Linked DNA regions of Mus musculus: region 2 is linked to region 1. A link is a loop called in an ENCODE intact Hi-C map of the cell type or tissue named here. Cell type or tissue: left cerebral cortex. All regions are shown on one strand. Links, peaks and the distances in the headings refer to the core of each region. The heading gives the core; the rest is flanking DNA. Region 1 overlaps Synrg (synergin, gamma). Region 2 holds the start of Dusp14 (dual specificity phosphatase 14).

Region 1 (5,374 bases), core at 312-5,311:
TAAATTCAGTATCAGATTAAAAAGCAAAATTACATTGTTTCCAGTGCTTTTTCTCTTTGGTAAATTAAAGTGTAGCTCATGCATGAGGCCCGATAGGTTGAAAGCCCATCTCTTCCTTGGTGGCAGTTTTAGAAACTGGTTTTAAGGTTTGGCTTTTAAGTACACTTTATGGTTCATTATGCATCTATGTTTGATCATTTAGGAAAAACAGTTTTTTAAAACATTGATGAGAGTGTGTGCCTATGATCCCAGCACTCAGGAGTTAGAGGTGGGAGGTTATACATTCAAGGCCAGCCTGGTCTGTCTGGTGAATTCTAAGCCAATCAGAACTACAAAAGTAGACTGTCCATTTGAGGGGGTGGGGGCGCGGAAGCCATGCAATGCTGGTGCACACCTTTAATCCCAGCACTTGGGAGGCAAAGGCATCTGGATCTCTGATTCTGAGTTCAAGGCCAGCCTGGTCTACAAAGTGAGTTCCAGGACAGCCAGGGCTACACAGAGAAACCCTGTCTCAAAACCTAAAAGAAAACAAAAAAAGAGTGGAGGTAAAGTAGCAGAGAAATTTAGGCTTTTATTTCTTAATCTCCAGAATTGGCAATCATGTTAATAGATATTAAATGATGTTGGTTGGTATAGCAATACTCACAGTTGGTATATCGCTGGCTTTCATTAAATGGCTTATCCTAGTGGTTTCATTGTAGGCCTTCAAACATTGTAAGAAAACTGAGGTTATCTACATCCTGACATTATAATTGTAAGTGCTAAGATTAGACATGAGTGAAGAGTAGAAATCTTATTAAGAATCATGGTTCCAAAGTTTAAAGACTAAGTTCTCAGGGGCTGGAAAAAAAATGGCCTACAGGATAAAAATGTTGCAGAACCTGATGGCCTGAGTTCAGATCTCAGATTTAAAACAAAGGAGAAGAGAGAGAGAGTCTACACACACAGCTGTCCTCTGACCTCCACATGAGCACTTAACTTGCTTTGCAGATAAGTAGTTATTTTCTCAAAGATTTTTACAAAAAGAACATCCGATTAATGTCAGTGTACTTGAGCAAGACTACATTGTATCCTTTCTAATATTTTGTGTTCCTGTGTGTGTGCATGGGTGTCAGTGTGTGTCATGCATGAGTTTGCCAGTGGGCACTGAGCTACACTGTTAGCATCTAGTAATGAGGTTGTTTATTTATTGTTGATGATGGTTAGTTCATTGGTTGGCTGATTAGTTGGTTGGTATGTTGGAGAGCTGATCTAGTCATGTAGCCCAAGTTAGCCTCAACTTGTGATCCCTCTACCTGAGCTTCCCAAGTCCTGGGAAGGTGTGTGACTCAACGCCCAGCTTCTAAATCTTTCTAAAGTGCTTAGTAGTTCAGAGTTGTACACTCTGAATACCAGATGCAGGATTCTCTGAGTCCTTCACTGATACCTTTGAACTTGTTTAAAACATTATAATGCTTCATGTTTAGTGGGCAGCTCTCAGTGTGCCTCTCAGAATCCTCCAGCTTCTGGTTCAGTTCTGGCCAGAGGAGGAGAGAGTCTTGAGCCGTGCTTGCCTGTTTCCTTATCACTGGCTTTAATGGAGACACAAGGCTGTGGACTGTGGTTACCATTGAGCCAAGGATGGGTGTACAGGGTTTTACCTTGGTTTAATGCATCGTGTGCCACATGGTCTTCTGCTCTGCATCCTTACTGAACTGCACTTCTTTTTTTCAGGAGAGAGCTTTGCCGAGTTCAGATCCACAGGAACCGATGATGGCTTCACTGACTTCAAGACCGCCGATAGTGTGTCACCCCTAGAGCCACCCACAAAAGACACTTTCCCATCAGCTTTTGCCTCAGGAGCTGCACAGCAGACACAGACACAGGTGAAAACCCCTCTGAACTTAGAAGATCTAGATATGTTCTCCTCAGTGGATTGCAGTGGCGAGAAACAGGTGCCCTTTTCAGCTACATTTAGCACAGCAAAGTCCGTTTCCACTCGACCTCAGCCAGCGGGCTCTGCAGCAGCGTCAGCAGCACTGGCATCCACTAAAACTTCTAGTTTGGCAGATGATTTTGGAGAGTTCAACCTCTTTGGGGAGTATTCAAACCCTGCATCTGCTGGGGAGCAGGACGACTTTGCAGATTTTATGGCTTTCGGTAACAGCTCCATTTCATCTGAGCCAAAAGCAAGTGACAAGTATGAAGCCCTCAGGGAGGAAGTGAGTCCCAGCCCCTTGTCCAGCAGCACTGTGGAAGGGGCACAGCACCCACCTGCTGCGGCAACCAAGTATGATGTCTTCAAACAGCTGTCCCTAGAGGGCGCTGGGCTGGCCATGGAGGAGTTCAAAGAGAACACTTCCTCCACCAAGAGTGAAGATGACTTTGCCGACTTCCACTCCAGTAAATTCTCATCCACGAGCTCAGACAAATCCCTGGGAGAGAAAGCCGTGGCTTTCAGACATGCCAAAGAAGACTCCTCCTCGGTGAAGTCTTTAGACCTCCCCTCCATCGGTGGCAGCAGTGTTGGCAAGGAGGACTCTGAAGATGCACTTTCTGTTCAATTTGACATGAAATTGGCTGATGTGGGAGGAGATCTTAAGCATGTCATGTCTGATAGCTCTTTGGATTTACCAACAGTTAGTGGCCAGCATCCTCCTGCCGCAGGTGAGGAATTGGTGAGATTGCTCTGGTGATGGTCATGTAGATATCAGAGAGGACTCTGGGTATTGTCTGACTGACAGACCAAGGCTCTGGCCTGTTACCTCCTCAGATCTCTAAGAAGAGCTAACCTGCAGTCATCTGCTTGAAGCAGTGTTAAACATGGTGTTACTGAAACCTTAACCTATGGGTACTCTGACAGCTCTGAAGCTTAGATTGGATAGCCAAGATATTTTTATTTTGACGCCAATACTCACTTGGTGTCAGAGGCCCATACGAACCCACTGCTCAGTGAACCCCACACAGCCAGAAGTTTTATAAAGAATTTGGCAGTGTGTACAGTGTTTCTTCATGCCTGTGAGAGGGACTAGCAGTGCCTGCCCTCCTCTTTTGTCTCCTCTTTGGTATATTAGGGTTGCTAAGACAGTGTTTGTTTGGTTTACAGAAACCGACTCTGACTAGGCCAAGAGAGTGAACGAACTCCCCACACTTGTAGTTCAGCTTGCCAGCTCCCCTGAGAAGAGTGAAGAGGTCACTTAGGGATGCTCTGTGGGTCAGGGCCTGGCGGGGAGCAGACCTGTTTTCAGTGTTACAGTTTTGCAGTGTTACTGCCAGTATTAAGTTGTAATAACCCTGTAGATGATAGGCTAGGGTAGCTACTAACTTCTGATGTGTGAGAACCTCTTTCTAGAGAGCCCTCTTTAAACCCTGTGTGGCTTTACATGTAGCAGTTTATTCTCGGGTCTAACTTTGTGTCACAAGAACTAGATTCCCAAGTGTCCTAGTTTTTATTTTGTTTTGTTTTGTTTTGTTTTGTTTTTTTGATATGTATATAGAAAGATAAACCTACTTTGTGGCCTTTAATAATGAGAACTATCTCGGTATTACTGTATTATTCTAGAAAATGTAGTGTGCACATGCAGGGTTCGTTTCTCTACCTGAGAGGGACAGGTAAGACATTGTACGTTTACAGACTCAGCAGACATTGTGAAGTGCTGTGGAGTCCGCAGATTTCAAACTGGCAATGGCGCCCTTTGTTACTGAAATGTTGGCAGTTTCTTATGCTGGGTTTGAATGGGACGCAGTTAGCGATGATCCCCGTCCTGCCTGCTGCCGGCTGAGGGCTTGCCTGATGCAGCAGGCTGGCTCAGCTCCTGATGCCCATCACTAGTACTTTCTCCTTTTTTTTTTTCTTTTCATTTTTTATATTTTCCCCTTCAGTGTTGTTTGTTTGATAGGATGCTTTGTTATTTTTAATATGAGCTGCGTGAGCCACAACACTTGGTTGCAAAGGGGCATTGTTTTTTAAACGACATTTGATTTTTATTTAAAAACAATTTCACAACATGTATACTAGCCTTTTGGACTCTGAAGTTATTAATTAGAGGCTATTTTTCTGAAAATGAATCTATATTCTTTCACAGTGCCAAACCACATCTTTGTGAAATGAGTTAATCCAGGTCTGGGATGTCTTTTTCCCACCTTTTCTTTGGGAAGGGGAGGTTGGCTTTTGACTGAGTTCATTCCAATGGACCTGTTAAATAATCTGTGCTCGCTCACTCGCTCACTCGCTCGTGTTCTCTCTGTATGTTTGGAACATTCCCAGAATGGAACCTGTCATGTTGGAGACAGCTCTGTTCAAAGGGAGGAGACCTTAAATGCAGATTGTTCCCTTCTGTTGTTCTGTAAACCTCCCTTGGGGGAGGAGCAGTATCCTTTCCTTCAGAGCGGTTGTTAAGATGGGTTGATGCCGACTGTCACGCTAATGTGTTGCTGAGCAAGACTGCAGATTGCTGCCTGAGTAAAATACTGGAGAGGTGAGCGCAGGCATTGCCTCAGCGCGCTGTGACTCTATTTTACCCTTTCGCTCACCGTGGAATCTGTTGCTCTCTTAGTCTGAGACATCCTGGAGAAATAAGCGGGCTGATGGGGAAAAAAGAAAAGAAAAACTTGGATGGTTACTGTCCCTGGACCGTAATCCTGCCTGGAAACCCTAACTTAACTCTGAAGGGGATACTTCTCTGACCCGTGCTGTTAATTCTTTGTATGAAGGTAGATAGATATACTAATAACATTGCCTGGTTTCTCTCTGCATATCATTACATTTAACCCTTTGAGTCCTTGCTGCTTATCATTTCAAAGAGGCTGCTTTCCCACCCCCCTAAATTTACTCTCTCTGGCACAGCAGCATCTTGGTGTTTGGTCTTTAAGCTCCTTTGTCTGGCAGCAAGAGCTTGCTCTGATCTGTGACTTTCTCAGAGCCAGCAAGCCCTCTGGGGCTACTTGCCTGTGAAGTAGCTCTTTTTGACATGGAAAATCTTTGTATTTTAATCAGCGCCTTATTATTTTGGGCTGCTTTTCTGATGTCTTTTCAGTAGAGACACTTGTGTGTGAATGTGTCGTTGGGAACTTGCTTTATCCTCCTCTTCTGCAAACACTGGCTGCATGCTTACTCTGATGCTTCCTTTCTAGCTCTTCTGTACTCTCTCCTGCGATCTGTAAGTCCTGTGTTAATAAACGATTCTTTGGCATATTTTGAAAGTGTGGGGATGTGTGTAATTTGTGTTTTTCAGTTAGACCAAAGAAATACCTGGCTGGTATCAAATTGAAGTCACAGTGTCCCTTGAAACTTTTTTTTTTTTTTTTTTTTTTTTTTTGGTTTTTGGGGGTTTTTTCCCCTCTTAAAAAAGCAGGGATACAATTTAACCTTTGCCCCTTGTAGACCCAGAAGTCC
Region 2 (5,374 bases), core at 133-5,132, 56 kb after region 1:
ATGTAACAGGGTGGAATTTAGTCAATGTCTCTCGATGACTTCATCTCTCTCCTTCCTCACCCCCCCCCCCCACACACATCCCTAACTTTAAACCCAGCCAGCAAACCCAAATACAAAAGCCTAACAAAGAGTGTGCTGGGAATGAGTGTATGGGATAGCCTCTAAATTGCCACTCCTTTTATTTTCATGAAGAGTGAGAGGAAGGCTTCCGTTGACATCTCTATGTCATCTATTCCTGTAGCACAGGTGCTGTTGTACAGCTGTGTTATGTGCCTCTTAGGAACTTGCACACACAAGTGTGTCCGTCCTTCCTTGTCCTTAGAGTTCTTTACCAAGGCTGGGTGTGAGTTCACACCCGCCTCACATATTTGAGTTCAACCTTCAGGGCTGGGCACAAAGCAAGCATTCACCAGATTAGGAGTCACTCAAGGCCTTTAAAGACTTCTATTTTTAGAACCTCATTTTGCATAGGTAAATTTTCTGTAACTATAAACTGTCAAATCATATCAATAAAGAGTCTGTTGAGTAGTTTTCAACTAAGTACAGTGGGAAAACTGTTTCTGGTTTATGTCAACCCAAACCATAGAACTTTTTGTCTTGTTTTGTTTTGTCAAGACAGGTTGCATAGCCCTCTTGCTGCCCTGGACCTTGCTCTGTACACCAGTCTGGTCTCAAACTCAGATCTGCCTGCCTCTGCCTCCAGGGTGAGATCAAAGGCATGCACCAGCCACCACAGCCTGGCCTGTTTTGGTTTCTTCGGGACAGAAACTGTGTATTTTCTGGCTGTCCTGGAACAATTCTATAGACCAAGTTGGCCTCTGCCTCCCAATTGTTGGGATTAAAGGTATGAGACCCACCTGAGAATCACAAAACTTAGCGGGAGTAAAGAGAAACACATTAGAGGGGGCTGGAGAGATGGGTCAGTAGTTAAGAACACTAGCTGCTCTATTAGAGGACCCTGGTTCAATTCCCAGCAGCCACCTGGTGGCTTACAACTGTCTGTAACTTCTGTTCCAGAGGGGATCCAATGCCTTCTGCCCTTTGCAGGCATGTAGTGTACAAACATACATGCAGATAGAACAACCACTCACAGACATGCTGGTGCATTATACAACAGGAACCAAACTAACCCCCAGCCCCATGACACGTAGCCACTTAACTATCCAAGCCTGCTGTGGTTAAACAGCAAACACACTTAGTGACCTAAGACTTCAAAGTGGACACCACTGCAGGAATGTAAATTGAGACACTCTCTTTTGAAAAAGAGCATCACTCCTAACCCAGGACTATTCATAATTGCCCAAGGCTACAAACAACTCAAAATGTTCACCAACATATGACATTGACAGGTAATGTTTACCCCAAAATGAACCAACTACAGTCTCAGACAACATACAGACGAATCTTCAAAAATCATAGTGCTGGGCTGGTGAGATGGCTCAGTGGGTAAGAGCACCCGACTGCTCTTCCGAAGGTCAGGAGTTCAAATCCCAGCAACCACATGGTGGCTCACAACCATCCGTAACAAGATCTGACTCCCTCTTCTGGAGTGTCTGAGGACAGCTACAGTGTACTTGCATATAATCAATAAATAAATCTTTAAAAAAAAAAAAAAATCATAGTGCAGGGGCTGGAGAGATGGCTCAGTGGTTAAGAACACTGGCTGCTATTTCAGAGGACCTAGCTAGGTTCAATTCCCAGCCTCCACATGGCAGCTTAAACTATCTTTAACTCTAGACTTCCCTAAGAAGACTGACACCTTCTTCTGGCCCCTCTGGGCACCAAGCACAAATATAGTACACAGACAAACCTGCAGCTGAAAACTCCACACACATAAAAAATATGAATTAAAAATTCAAACACTACAGTGCATTAATTTACACAATTATCTATATGTTCACTATATATATATATAAAATATATATTACACATAACACACACATATATCTATATATATCTATATATATAGTTATTGCAAGTGAAAAGAAAAACCTAAGCCTGGTGTTGTAGCAAATGCCTATAATCCCAGCAGCTGGGAGGCAGAGGCAGGCAGATCTCAGTGAGTTTGAGGTCATCCTGGTCTACAGAGCAAGTTTCAGGACAGCTAGGGATACACTAGAGACCCCATCGCAAACAAACAAGACCTAAAAAAAATGTTGCATAAAGGTGAAAGGGGCATGAACAGCTGTGCTGTTTAGGTTTATGCTTAGAGGTAAAAACCATAGGCAAAGGAGATTATTTCCATTATAGTCAGTACAGTAATCAGCTGTCCTGAAAAAGTAGTGGGGGGTTAGGGGGGAGGGGAAAATGCAGTAGGAGTCTGCTTCTTGGCTGTGGTTACCCTTACATCTTTCTCTAAAGTAACTGATCAAGTTACCCATTCAGTTTATTCCTTCATCGAGTACCAAAAAACAGGCTCCGATCCCAGGAAAAGAGCACTCCTCTCACTATTACTAGGTGTCTAAGGTCGTGTCTAAGGTCGTGTCTAAGGTCGTGACCCTCATTTGCTTTCTTACCTCAGCACCCAGCCCGGTGCCTTTAGAACAGCAAAACTCCTTAGTAAATGTTTGCTATGCAAAGTCATGCCCTGCTGACATGAACTTGTCAGATGAACCCTTTTCCTGCCATTGACTCCAGCTGAGCTGCGGCACCCTCCTCCATTAACGCTTTCCTTTCTGTTGTGTCACCCCAGGGAAGCGATCATAAATAATGAAGCTACCACCTTAAATGCGAGCCCTGTAAGTTTATACCCAGGCCATCGGTTGCTTTAGCAACTCTTCTGCCTTCCACTCCCTCTTGTGTCTTCTCTGTGCAAAGACAATCCGCTGCTGTTGGTCGTGCGTGCCTGTCGTGTTTGTGTATTAATAGGGAAGTTTCCATTCTGCACCTGGGAGTAAAACCAAGCATCACAACGACCCAGCTCCTTTCAAGTTGTTTGTGAGATCCTTCTGCCTGTTGCTCAGAGAGATAGTAAGGTGCTGGCAGAGTTAACATGATTTTACCTAAAAAGCATGCTACCTGTTCTAGACAGAAACCAAATTGCTATAAACCGGATCCACTCTAAAATGATTTTGTTAGCAAGTCACTTATGCAAATACACATCTTATTAAAACGCTGGGAAGAGTCTACAAGATACAAGCCAACAGAAAGACACACAGACAGCCATTCTTTTGAAGATTAAAGGAAGACAATGACCTGATCTATAAAGTCCTAATTTTTCAGATGGAATGAGCCAAGCCTTTTTTTGTGATGCTGGGAAAATATTTTTAATCCATCTTGTTAAAAAAAGGAAAAGAAATTCCTCATGCAAAGGTATACATCTAATTCAAAGATTTCTCTTAACCCTAATTTCAATCCCAAAGTCTTGAAGGATTTCCCCGATTTAGAAGCTCCAGCAGTAAATCTGTGTGCAGCTCTATTAAGGGATCTCACAGAATGCATACCTGCAGTCAGCCAGTATCAAAGGTTTCCTTCCGAGAGGAGGACTAAGCTCAGCGGCGCGGCGCTCTCGAAAAGGATGCTGAGAAGACTCGAATGAAGCCAACTGTCTCCCGTTTTATGGGGGAAAGCCAAAAATACCAAGCAGCTATTCTCCTCCCCCAAGCGTCAGTAGGTGAGTCAGAGCTGGAGGCAGGAGTGGGGCCCATGTGTCAAGCCGCCTGTGCAGGGCTCCTTCCTCCCTCCTCCCGGGAACTCTCGGCCCTCGTCTGACCTCATGGGAATTCTTAAGGTGTCTCCAGCAAGGAAGAAGTGGTGCCTCACTCTGGGGGTGCCTCACTCCTCTGTTTCTCAAGGAAACCGAGACTAAATGCCCTTTATGAGTCCACAAAAGACAACAGCAAATTGCAGCCCTAAACACAACTTTGCAAAGAATACATACAACACCCAAAGAGTTGCATCTTGTTGGAGGGACCCGGCTTTGTAGCTGAGGCCTGCGGCTGCAGACCACTGTCCCTTGGCCTCTCTGACCTTTCATTGTCCTCAGGGAGGATGTTCTGGTATCCCATTAAACTTCAAAGTTGGTACTTTTTGGAGCAAGAACTGCAGGAAACTGCGTTAAAACTCTTGGTCCACATTTCATTAAAGTCAGTTAAGAATCCGAATCCTTGCCTCCGTTTTTTACATCTACAAATCGGGAAAGCACAGCTCTCCACCTACCTCTTAGAAACTTCACTGAAAACTACCCAGAGAACGTAAACCAAATGCCGTGGGGCTCTCCTGAGTGGAAAGTATGAGGTATTGTTTTTAGTATTATTAGACCGGGAGACTACTGGTAAAACACCCCGCCTTCTCTTGCCTCTAAGATGCCCAGTTACCATAACATTAGCCGATGCCACTGGCAACATCCACTTCAATAGAAGGTAGTTATACAATCCTAAGGCGGCTACACCACTCGGCTCCCTTCCCTACCCCAAGCCCAGTACAATTCAACTTCGCTCCAGAGCAAGGATACTTAGGAGAAATAAGAGTCAGATGTGAGCATGGTGCACACCAATCTAACACCGAGGAGAGACGCTCAAGTTGAGTTCTTGGCATAGCAGAAAGCCAAGTGTTTCCAGGGGGTGGCGGGGCCGGTCGCGGGGTGCATGCTGACGCCTGCCGGCTTGGGTTCGGGGATCCCAGCCTCTCCCGCCCCGCGCCCCGAGGTCGCCGAGCACCCGCACAAAGTTTGCAGAGCCGAGGGTCGCATGCGCCCGGGCCCCTCTGGCTCTCCCCCGCACCCCGTACCGAGTGTGCCGGTGGCGGCAGCGGCGGCTCTCGGGTCCGTGCTGCTGCGAGGCTCGCGGCTTCTGCCCGCCGGCCTCGCGCGCCTCCCGCTCCCTGCGCGCTGCCGCCCTCTTCCGAGCGCGGGCCCGCAGCGGGGACGAGCGTGGGTTCCGGGCGCCGCGCGTGCGCGCTGCGGCGCGGGCAGGTCCTCCTGGCCCCGGTTCCTACTCACCTGGACTTACTCGCAGACCCCTGCTCCTTGAAGCCGCGTTGTCCTCCGGCCCAGCTTCTGAGCTGGCGTTCGAAGAATCTGTCCAAATGCAGAGAGGCAACTGCGGGAAGAGACAGAATAAAAGGTGTGAGCGCCGCAGCCAGTGACTAATCACCGCCTCTCAGCCACCCCCTCCTCCTCCCCCGGGCGAGACAGCCCCAGGTGCGGACCCAAGGGGGAAGGCAAAGCCACTCTTTTTTGCTTGTTTGTTGAGGCAAGGTCTCACTATGTAGACCAGGTTGGCCTGGAACTCACAGAGACTCGCCTGCCTCTGCCTTTATCTCCCTAAAGCTGGGATTAAAGGTATAAACCACCACGCCCTAATTCTTCCGTCAACTGCTGGGTGGATTTTGATTGACAGGTGAGGGAAGTAACTGGGGAAACTCCAAAGGAGTT

The links. Hi-C counts contacts between places; a loop is a spot of excess contacts. Peaks named below come from ENCODE experiments on the same cell type or tissue, not always from the same donor. Only the 100,000 strongest peaks of a DNase experiment are listed, where the experiment ranks them.
Region 2: it touches region 1 in a loop (2.5-fold over the local background); 1 of 42 quality-filtered maps calls a loop at or near these places.

Annotation. Positions count from the first base shown.
Region 1 is chr11:84,006,905-84,012,278 of GRCm38, forward strand. Synrg (synergin, gamma) reads left to right here. Exons shown (of 20, transcript NM_194341.2): 13 at 1,714-2,646. Among named protein-coding and RNA genes, the nearest start is that of Synrg, 45 kb to the left of the region's middle. In left cerebral cortex, for the core only: a CTCF peak has its summit at 2,290; a DNase peak (open chromatin) is centred at 4,346.
Region 2 is chr11:84,063,542-84,068,915 of GRCm38, forward strand. It overlaps Dusp14 (dual specificity phosphatase 14), which reads right to left and starts at 4,816. Exons shown (of 3, transcript NM_019819.3): 1 at 4,729-4,816. In left cerebral cortex, for the core only: a CTCF peak has its summit at 2,805; DNase peaks (open chromatin) are centred at 2,818, 3,584, 4,410 and 5,027; H3K4me3 peaks cover 4,341 bases; H3K27ac peaks cover 2,601 bases.